Regions from separate parts of the Homo sapiens genome. Here region 2 is linked to region 1. A link is an interaction called in ENCODE POLR2A ChIA-PET data of the cell type or tissue named here. Cell type or tissue: Panc1. All regions are shown on one strand. Each heading gives the region's core, and the rest is flanking DNA. Links, peaks and the distances in the headings are about the cores only.

Region 1 (5,391 bases), core at 236-5,235:
AGGGAGGACATTACATATTGATCAAAGGGTCAGTTCACAAAAAGGTATAACAATTCTAAATGTATATAAACGCAGCAGAACTTGCACAAAGCAAAAACTGATAGAACAGAAAGGTTAAATAGACAAACCTACCATTGAATCTGAGATTTCAACAATCCTTTATCAATGTCTACATGTTTTATCAATAACTGGTGTAACAAGTAGACTGAGAATCAGTAGGGATATAGAAGGCATGAACAACATCGGTCAGCTAGACCTAATAGACATTTACAGAACGTTCCATCTGACAACAGAAGAATATATGCTTTCAAGTGCAGATGAAGTATTTATCAAGATAGACCATATTCTTCCATATAAAAAGAACATTAACAAATTTAAAAGAATTTAATGTCTTCTCTGACAATAATGGAATTAAGCTAGAAATCAGTAACAGAAAAACATATTTGTAATATTCCCAAATATTAAGAATTTGAACACCTCCTAAACAGCCTGTGGGCCAAAGAGGAAATACATTGAATTGAACAAAAATAAAAAGACTACATTTAAAACTTTATGGCATGCTGCCAATGCAGTGTTTAGAGAAATATGTCTAGCATTATTAAATGCTTATACTTGAAAAACTAAGTTTTCAAAATCAGTGATGTAAGTTTCCACCTTAAGAATATCGAAAATGAAAGGCAAGTGAGCAGAAAAAGAAAAAAGTAAAGGTAAGAGTAGAAATTAAAAAAATAGAGAAATCAATGAAATCAAAAGCTGATTCTTTGAAAAGATTAATAAAACTGATAAATCTCTAGCCAAAATGACAATAAAAAAAGAGAGAACATACAAATTACACTGTCAGGAATGAAAGAGAAGAAATCATTACAAATTCTTAGGCATTAAAGGGAATGTAAGCAAATATCACAAAAATATTTACTTCTGTTAATTGACAATTTAGATTAAACGAACAAATTCCTTAACAATTTTTTTTAAAATTATTTTACTTTAAGTTCTGGGGTACATGTGCAGAATGTGCAGTTTTGTTACGTAGTTTTACACATGCCATAGTGGTTTGCTGCACCCATCAACCCGTCACCTACATTAGGTATTTCTCCTAATGCTATCCCTCCCCTAGCTCCCTCCCCGCAACAGGCCATGGTATGTGATTTTCCCCTCCCTGTGTCCATGTGTTCTCATTAAATGAACAAATTCCTTTAAAGACACAAACTAAGTTCACTCTAGAAATAGATAATCTGAATACTTCTGCATTTATGAAAAAAGTTGAATTCATAATTTGGAATGTTTCCACAAAGAATACTACAAAGAATACTGTGGATCCAGAAGGTTTTACTGGTAAATTCTACCAAACATGTATGGAAGAAATAATACTAATTGTATATAAACTTTTCCAGAAAACCAAAGGTGTTGGAATACCTCCCAACTTATTTTATGACACCGATATAATAATCTATTAAAATCAGATAAAGACACTGTAAGAAAACTACAGACCAATATTCCTCATGAACATAAATACAAAAGATTCCTTTGACAAAATATTAACAAATTGAATCAAGCAATACAAAGGGTACTATATTATGACCAAGTGGAGTTTATCCTGGAAATGCAGTGCTGGTGTAATATTTGAAATTATTTAATGTAGCTTACCATATCAGTAGGCTAAATAAGCCATATGGTGATCTCAACAGAAACATAAAAAGCATTTGATAAAATTCAGCATCCATTTATAGTTAATAAAAGTCTCAGCAAATCAGGAATGAGAAAATGAGAAGAAACTTCTTCAACTTCATAAATGGCATCTGTGAAAACCCTACAATTAATGTCATACTTAATGATGAAATAGTGAATTTGCTTTCCACCTAAGATTAGGTACAAGGTAAGGAGATTCACTTCCACCTCTCCTATTCAACACTATTTTTAAGGTCCTAGCTATTATAAAACTGCAAGAAAAAGGTATATAAAACATACAAATTGAAAAGGAAGAAATAAAACTACAAAATTCTCAAATGATAAAACAAGACCTAAATGAAAGACAGCAAACACCATTTTCAAGGATACAAAGACTCAATATTATAAAGATGTCACTTCTCTTCAGATTGATTTATCCCTTCAGCATAATTTCAGTCAAAACTCCAAATGGTATTTGTGTGTGGTATTTAAGCAAACTGTATCTAAAATGTATAGGGAAGATGAAAAATCCAAGAATAAGAATATGCTTCTGAGAAGCATTTGCCATGCCAGTTATCAAGACTTACTAGCAACAGCTTTTATAAAGACAATAGGGAATTCATCCAAGTAAACAGGATTGAGACACTGGAAACAAATCCTCACATAAGTGGAACTTGGATATTATAGTGGAGGTGATATAGAAGATCTTTGAGAAAGAAGAGAATGCTTAATAAGTAGTCCTAGGATAGCTGTTATTTTTATAGAGAAAAAGAAAATGGATATTACCATGCACAAAAATCAGTTCCAAATAGATTAAGGGCTACAATGTTAATGGCACAACTTTACAGAATAAAAAAATAAAAGAATATCTTTTCTACTTAGAATGTGGAAGGGTTTCTTAAACAATACATAATTGCTAAATTTAAATATGGGATATATTAACTACAGAAGATAAACATTTGTTTCTATGAAATGATACAGTAAAGAATTAAAGACAAGCCACAAACTGGGAGAAGGTGTGTGTAACACAAAATAACTGAAAAAGACTGGTATACTTTTTCAAATCTACAAGAAAAAGGCCGTTCGTTAAAAAAAGGACATAAAACATAAATAGAAATTTCATGGAAGAAGAAAGACATATAAATATAAGTGGAGTCTCATCACTAATCAAGGAATGCAAAATAAGATCATGAGATTCTTATGCTTTCTAGATTGGCACAAATCTAGAAGACTAAGAAAAGCAAGTGACAGATAATGTCAATCTACAGGAACTCATAGTCACTACTAGATGGATTATAAATTGGTACAGCTACTTTGAAAACAATTTGACATTCTGCAAAGTTGAACATTCATAGAGTATGATTCAGCAGTTCTCTGCTATGTATCTTAGACAGCTAGGCATATTATCAGGTGACATGTACTGAGTAAGAATATTCATGGCTTTGTTGTTAGTATCTTAACAGTTGGGAACAACTTGTGTTCATCAATTGGAGAAAATATTTATAGATTGTGGTAGACTTATAAAAAGGTATGTTATATGGCAGTACAAATGCATGAACTGTATATACTTCATTGGGATGACATGGATGAAACAATACGCACGAAAAATGCCAGACGCAGATGACTACACATATGAAGAGAAAGCAGTGTGATAGCTAAGAATACAGACTCCGGAGCTAGACTGCCTTGGGGGTGAGTTGTGGCTCCACTACTTACTAGATGTGTGCCCGTATATAAAGTCTTTTATCCCTTTCTCTGCAGTTTTCTCATTTGTCAAATGATGTTTTTAGTGAGGATTAAATGATTTAATATGTGTAAAATGCCTATAGAATAGTGTGATGCTGTGTAAGTGCAATTCTTATTACACTGAATTCTGTTGTGATTGGGCAGTTTTCTGTTTACTCTTTGTTGTTACTTTAAATAATGTTCTATCTCTCCCCATCTTCCAGTAGGGCTAATTATAATATATGGTCATTGTTGGTAATGGGAAAATATAAAGAAGAATTAAATAACCATAATATAATTGCCTAATTGAGGCAATCCTTTTTTTTTTTTTTTTGAAACGGAGTCTTGCTCTGTCACCCAGGCTGGAGTGCAGTGGCGCGATCTCGGCTCACTGCAAGCTCCACCTCCCAGGTTCACGCCGTTCTCCTGCCTCAGCCTCCCGAGTAGCTGGGACTACAGGCGCCCGCCATCATGCCCGGCTAATTTTTTATATTTTTAGTAGAGATGGGGTTTCGCCGTGTTAGCCAGGATGGTCTCTATCTCCTGACCTCGTGATCCGCCCATCTTTGCCTCCCAAAGTGCTGGGCTTACAGGCGTGAGCCACCGCGCCCGGCCGACAGTCTTACTGTGGCTTGTGTACTTTGTGAGATGCCAGGGTATGCTAGTGTCTGGGTAAGACAAATACACTCTTTTTTTTATGCAATTCTATGTATAAATGGTATAAGTGAACTTGGGCCTCATTGTATCTACCTAGTATGTGGAAGTTTGCAAATGAACCTCTATAGCACTGTGCCAGTTTGAAATTGTCTGATAGGAATTCTTGTGGTAAATGCCCAAAACATGAATAAAATAAAAAGACAGTTTATTAATTTTCCAGTTCCTTTAGGCTTTTGATGATATATGCACAAATTTTTTACAAGCAACAAAAGTTGTAGATAGCCACAAATATAAAAAGGATTTACTTACTCAATAGTGCTTTTAGACCTATTATTTCCTCTAACCTGAGGCAAGAGGAGAAATAGTTATGCATTATCCATTACTAAAAGGGATTTAGGTAACCTAATTGATGAAATTGAGGAAATAATGTGACTTCTTACTTGCTCCCTCCTCTGTCTGCTTGATACCGGCTGCTGCTCTTGGTGGTGTTTTGGTGACTCTTTGGAGTTATGAAGATTCATTATGATCCCCTTAGAATCCTTATAGGTTGGTTTGTGGATATGTATGTGATTGTACACTATAAACACAATGCAATTTGAGTAGGAAAACCTTGCAGCAATATGCAAAATCTGTAGAAGTGCTGGAGAATTGCTAGAAGCAAAGAAATTAACAAATGAATATCTGGCAGAGTCAGGTGATAATAATTGTAGAGAAAATCCGCAAGTTTCATGACATGTTTAGATAGGTCACAAGAGTATGATTTGAGGATTTAAAGGATTAATCATGGTCCTTGTGAAAAATAATAAAAACCAAGAATAAATATTACAACAGTGACCTTTCTTTATGATCATGTAAGAAATTGGATTTGAAGAGAAGAATGTCATATTGTTATAATTTTAGTAGGACTTTTATTATAATTAGTAGGAATATATGTTAATAGATTTAAATTTAAATTTTAATGGAAACTTTTATATATGTTCTTCTGTTTTACATACAGAAGAATATGGAAAGTGGTTTAAAGAATAACTATTCCCAGGTCATGAAATAGAGCATTGCTAGCACCCCAGAACCAAACAGGTGCCTTTATCCATCTCCTTCTACCTTCAGAAGTAACTGCTATCCATAGTCTTGATCTTTTTCTTGCTTTTCTATTTTCATAATATGTGTATGTGTCATCAAATAATGTTGTTTTGCCATTTAATATTTTTATATAAATGCAATTATTTATGTGTATTCCTTTGCATGTTGCCCTCACCACCTTTGTGAGATTCATTCTTATTGTGGTGTGAAACTCTAGTTCATTAATTTTCAGCCCTGTGTAGTATTCCTGTAAAATGCAGCCAT
Region 2 (5,391 bases), core at 101-5,100, 1.0 Mb before region 1:
AAGTCCTCAGTCTCGCCTGTCAATCATTTTACTGCTTATGGTCAACTTTTACTCCCAGCAACTCTTCTGAAGCATCACCACTACTTTTTTTTTAAGTTATTGACTCAGTTAATCATCAGTGCTCCCATGTAAAATGCTCTTCTTCCTAGTTTATTAAAATAATTAAAGCCATTAAACATCCTCATCCTCCTTGTCCCTCCGCACCTAAGCACACAATCACCTGCCTTTCTATACATCTTCCCTTCCTCACCTCTGATTCAAACACAGATGTCCCCTCCACCATGCACCACTGATCCTTTCACGTGGGCTCTCCATCAAATTTACTCTTATTATCATTATTATTATTATTATTAGTAGTAGTAGTAGTATTTAGAGACAGGATCTTCCTCTGTCATCCAGGCTGGAGTGCAGTGGCATGATCATAGCTCACTGTAGCCTCAGACTCCTGGGCTTAGTTAATCCTCCCATCTCAGCTTCCTGAGTAGCTAGGACTACAGGCATGCACCATCACACTTGGCTAATTCTTTCATTTTTTTGTAGAGATGGTGTTTCACTACGTTGCTCAGGCTGATCTCAAACTCCTGTACTCAAGAAATTCTCTTACTTAAGTCTCCCAAAACACTGGAATTACAGATGCCAGCCATCACACCCAGCCCCTTTACTCTTATATCCTCCAGGACCTTCTTTCATGAACACTGGTGCCAACAGCCAGGGCTTTTTATGTTATCTACTGATTACCTCCCAGATAATCTAGGGAATCCTCACCGCTGGAATCTTCATGTCCCACTTTCGTTTAACAGATGTTCTGCTCCTCCTAGGCTGGTGTTTTTTATTGGCCACAGAACACAGTTTCCTCATCCAGTTTCCACATCTCATCCCTAAATTGCGGGAATGTGTGTCAGACTTTCCCAAGAATGTGCTCATGTGCTCTTTTCCACCAGCAAAACCTGACTTGGCTGCTGGATTTCTTCAGTTCTGCTTATAACCAACCAACCAATGAGTGAAAGGCCAATATCTCTTTCCTGCAGACACACCTGTATCAATTGGCTATTGACAGGTAATAACTCCAACCTTTGGTTAAATAAATAAATAATTAAGTCACAATTCTTCAGGTGGGCAATATTGAATAAATGCAGCTAGGCCCTTCTTCTGATATTAGTTAAGCTCCTTCATGCGTCTGTGATCAGCTATCAGTGGACTAAAAGGTTTGGCTGATCTTGTCTGAGACTTTCCACATGTCTTACTGGAACTACTGGACTAGTTCAGCTCTGTTGTGTGTGTCTCATTCTCCAGCAGACTAGCTTGAAGTAATTCACATGGCATCTGCAAGGGTTTAAGTGAGACCTGACACAATGGCATTCCATCAGATTCTACTGGCCAAGACGAGTCACAAGCCCAGCCAAGATTCAAGGGCTGGAGAGTAAGTTTCACCACTTGATGGAAGCTGCTAAGTCACATTGCAAAGGGCATAGATTAAGGGACCAGGGGAGGTCAATTGGTACATTTTTGCAAAAACTCAAACATATCCTTAATTTCTACTGGTAGTTTCTTTGAACAATCCTTACTTAGTTTTTGTGGGGTAAACATAATGAGAAGAGGAAAAATGTCATGTTGTTCTCCTTAATGGACAAATCCTTGGCCTAATGCAATCTATTTGCATTTCTAGTGTTCTGTTTCTTTGACCCAAGGGAGAGATTAGGTGATATCAGCAAGATGTTCTGTACGTTTTTGTAACTTCTGCAGCTTTAAATTTGTTTTCATCTTTGAATTCCACAAATGTGTACTGAGTGTCTATTATGCCCCCAGATACTCTTCTATGTAGTTGGATTATATGAGTGAATAAAACTATCAACTACCTGCCCACGTGGAGACAACATTCTAGTGGCGGAGAAAGGTAATGTATGATTGATACAATAAACAATTATATTTTGTTTAAAGGTGATAAATGTGGAAAAAGAAAAAAAAAAAACTAGAGCAGAGAAAGAGGCATTGGGGTGATGAGACAAAAGAGGGCTGGCTTAGGCTTCCCTGAGAAGGTAATCTTCATCTGAGATTGGAGGTGAGAGAGTGAGTCGTGGAGATACCTGGCCACCTGGAGTGTTCTAGGGTAACAGAAGGCCAGGAGGCAGGAGATCACATGACATGTCTGGGGCACAAGAAGAAAGCTGGTGTGGCTGAGGTGCAGTGAGCAAGGAAAAGAGTTCCAGGAAATAAAGTCAGGAACAAGAATAAGAAAACAGGCTAGATTCTGCTTTTATAAATAAAGTTGTATTGGAAAACCCCCATATTCATTTGTTTATGTATTGTCTATGGCCAATTTCACACCTCAGTTGTATAACTGAGCAGCTGTGATAGATCATAATGGCTCACAAGGCCTAAAACATGTACTCTTTGATCCTATACAGAAAAACGCTTGCCAACCTCTGAAATAGGATCTTCTAAGTTATTGAAGATTTTTCTCTTTTATTCTAATGGAAGTGGAGGAATTCCATCATATGACAGACTTCATTAAAAATCACACTGATTTCTGGTGAGAAGGGGCTCTAGAGAAGTAAGGGGACATGTCTAAGAGGGGCCAGTTAAGAACCATTGTGACAATCTAGGCAGAGGGCGGTGATTTGGATCAGAGTGAAAGCAGTAAGGTGGTGAAGACGAGTAAGAATCTGGTTATATTTGGAAAATAGAATAGTCTACAGGTTCTTTTGTTACAGGAGGAGCCCCACTCAACCGCCAGAAGAATAAAGGAACACAGTTGTACCATTTGAATTTGACATTAGGACAGCTACCGGGACCCAGGAGAAATGACTCACCTAAGCTCACTTGAACTCTTCAGAGCCAGAGGATCAGTCTCATGGTGTTTGGCTGAGTGGTCCATCAGCCTAACAGTCCCTGTGTGTGTTCCTGACCCTTTCTCTATTCTCACACCTCTTTTTGCCTCTGCTGCAGAGGACCAGTGGCTGTCCTTTCTAAATAGCTGTTTGTCCTTTTTATAAAATTTATATTACTCTAAGTTCTGGAATACATGTGCAGAATGTGCAGGTTGGTTACATAGGTATACATGTGCCATGGTGGTTTACTGCACCTATCAACTCGTCATCTAGGTTTTAAGTCCCGCATGCATTTGGTATTTGTCCTAATGCTCTCCCTCTTCTTGTCCCCCAGCCCTGACAGGGCCTGGTGTGTGATATTCCCCTCCCTGTGTCCATGTGTTCTCACTATTCAGCTCCCACTTATGAGTGAGAACATGCAGTGGTTGGTTTTCTGTTCCTGTGTTAGTTTGCTGAGAATGATGTCTTCCAGCTTCATCCATGTCCCTGCAAAGGACATGAACTCATTCTTTTTCATGGTTGCATAGTATTCTGTGGTGTATATGTGCCACGATTTCTTTATCCAGTCTATCATTGATGGGCATTTGGGTTGGTTCCAAGTCTTTGCTACTGTAAACAGTGGTGTAATAAACATATGTGTGCATAAGTCTTTTTTAAAAAAATCAAGCTCAGTGTTCTGTGTTTCATTAATTCAAGGCTTTGCTGTCTGCCTATAGAATTTCACTACAAGGAGCAAACGTGCCTTTGTGACCAGGTCCCTGACTGCAAGTCCCGGTTCTATGACCTCGGCTAAGCTATTTAAACTCTGTGTACCTCAGTATTTTAACCAATAAAGCAGAGGCCTAATTGTATCTGCTCTGTCATGAGAATTAAATGTGATCATTTCTATTCAGTGATGTTCTAGTAATTAGTTACTGGCACGTAGTAGGCTTTGAGTAAATATAAATTCATGGATGATTTTTCTTTGGGTTATTTTTCTTTTCCAAGGGAGGGATCCTCTGATTTGTATGGGGAGAGTGTTTTTTGTTTTTTTTATAGCCACCCTGGAGTCAGAATGTCCTCAGTTCACCCTGGCTGGTGGATTATTGCTTGCAAATTTGAAACTTTTACAGATTTGCTGTGAGGTAGGATCAAGTAATATCACAGGCCAGGCTGGGCTACTGCAGGGAGGACATCGTGGTGCAGGTTATTCATGAAGTGCTGCATAATCAGGGCCTGCAGACAGAGATACCAGGCTCTGGGAGCTGGTTCAATTGAAGAGCTGTGCAGTGAGACCAGCCCTGCTTAGAGAGCTGGAGGATAGAATCTGTTCCCGGAAGTAGGGGATTCTTGAGATCATTGGCCACCTATTGAGGGGTTGGGATAGGAGGTTGTTTGCAGTTGGAGAGGCAGTGGGAGAAGGAGCAGCAGGAAATGGCAAGTTTTTAATAGAAGGAAGAATAACATACCTAGCTCTTTTAATTTGAAAATGAGATCTATTCCAGGCTTTCTGATGATGCAGTCTAGATAGTAAAACCCAACGAGGTTGTGAAAAAAATTATGTGGCCCTGCATTTCCCTTTTCTCTTTTGAGAAGCTCTGAAGGTGTGAAAAAATCAGTAGAGTGTGACTTTAATTTTTATAACTTCAGCACTGTATTTCTTTCCTATTTTCAAGGCAGTGCATCCTCAAAGAAAATTCAACATCAAAAAATTTTAGAAAACATTTTCTGTCACCCAACACATATGGCTCCACTGTTAATGTTTCCATGTTTTTGTTTCAGTTTACTTAACATGCATAATCTGTAGACCCCAACTTTGTAAATCAAGGTTCTTGGGGTTTTCCACAATCACTTTTCTGCCAAGAGTCACATATTTCACAGATGTCTCCTCAGGACAAATTTAGCCACCTGTTCAAGTGTCATTGAACTTTTATATGTCACTGGAAAATGACTTGTCTTTTTCAAAGAAATAAAGTCATTTTTACTTTTCAAAAGTCACTTCCTTGCACAATACATTGACAGCAGCAAAACTTTGTGATATCAAATCAGAAATGTCAGCTAGGTTTAATAGGCTTTGCAAAATACGTTTTCTAAGTCACTTTAAGAAACATTACATATTATGCAGTTTTGTATCCTTTTCTTGTCGTTATAGTGAAACAGTTTTCTTAACAAAAGTACTTATGCAACCCTCTCTTGGTAGATATTGTGACTGCTTCAGATTTTGGCCACCATATATACTGTTGTAACGCACATTGTTGTGAATAAATATTTACTGCATCTTTAGTATCTCCTAAGGATAAATTCCTAGTAAAGAAATTAAAAGTCCCAAAAGGTATAACTTTAAAAAAAAACTCAGATAGGCAGACATAGAGATATTTAGATAGAAACAGAGCTATATAGAGATATGAATAGAAAATTGAACTACTTTTCAGAACAGTTGAATAAATACTCCCAAACCCACACCAAGCCCATGTGGAGATGTAGTAGGTTCCTCCTCACCAGCAACAGGATGAAGCAGTAGACTTGTAAAATAGCTATGAGAATTTCCCATAGAAAAATTGTTTCATCATTCCTTCTGTTTTCA

Evidence for each region. ChIA-PET counts read pairs that join two places held together with the same protein. Peaks named below come from ENCODE experiments on the same cell type or tissue, not always from the same donor. Only the 100,000 strongest peaks of a DNase experiment are listed, where the experiment ranks them.
Region 2: POLR2A ChIA-PET joins it to region 1 with 9 read pairs; 2 of 35 experiments call an interaction of 5 or more read pairs at or near these places.

What each region holds. Positions count from the first base shown.
Region 1 is chr4:13,397,111-13,402,501 of GRCh38, reverse strand. The region is part of intron 4 of RAB28 (RAB28, member RAS oncogene family); the gene reads left to right. Among named protein-coding and RNA genes, the nearest start is that of RAB28, 85 kb to the left of the region's middle. In Panc1, for the core only: no CTCF peak of the experiment used is centred there; a DNase peak (open chromatin) is centred at 3,014.
Region 2 is chr4:14,430,612-14,436,002 of GRCh38, reverse strand. No RefSeq gene overlaps it. Among named protein-coding and RNA genes, the nearest start is that of LINC01085, 320 kb to the right of the region's middle. In Panc1, for the core only: no CTCF peak of the experiment used is centred there; no DNase peak of the experiment used is centred there.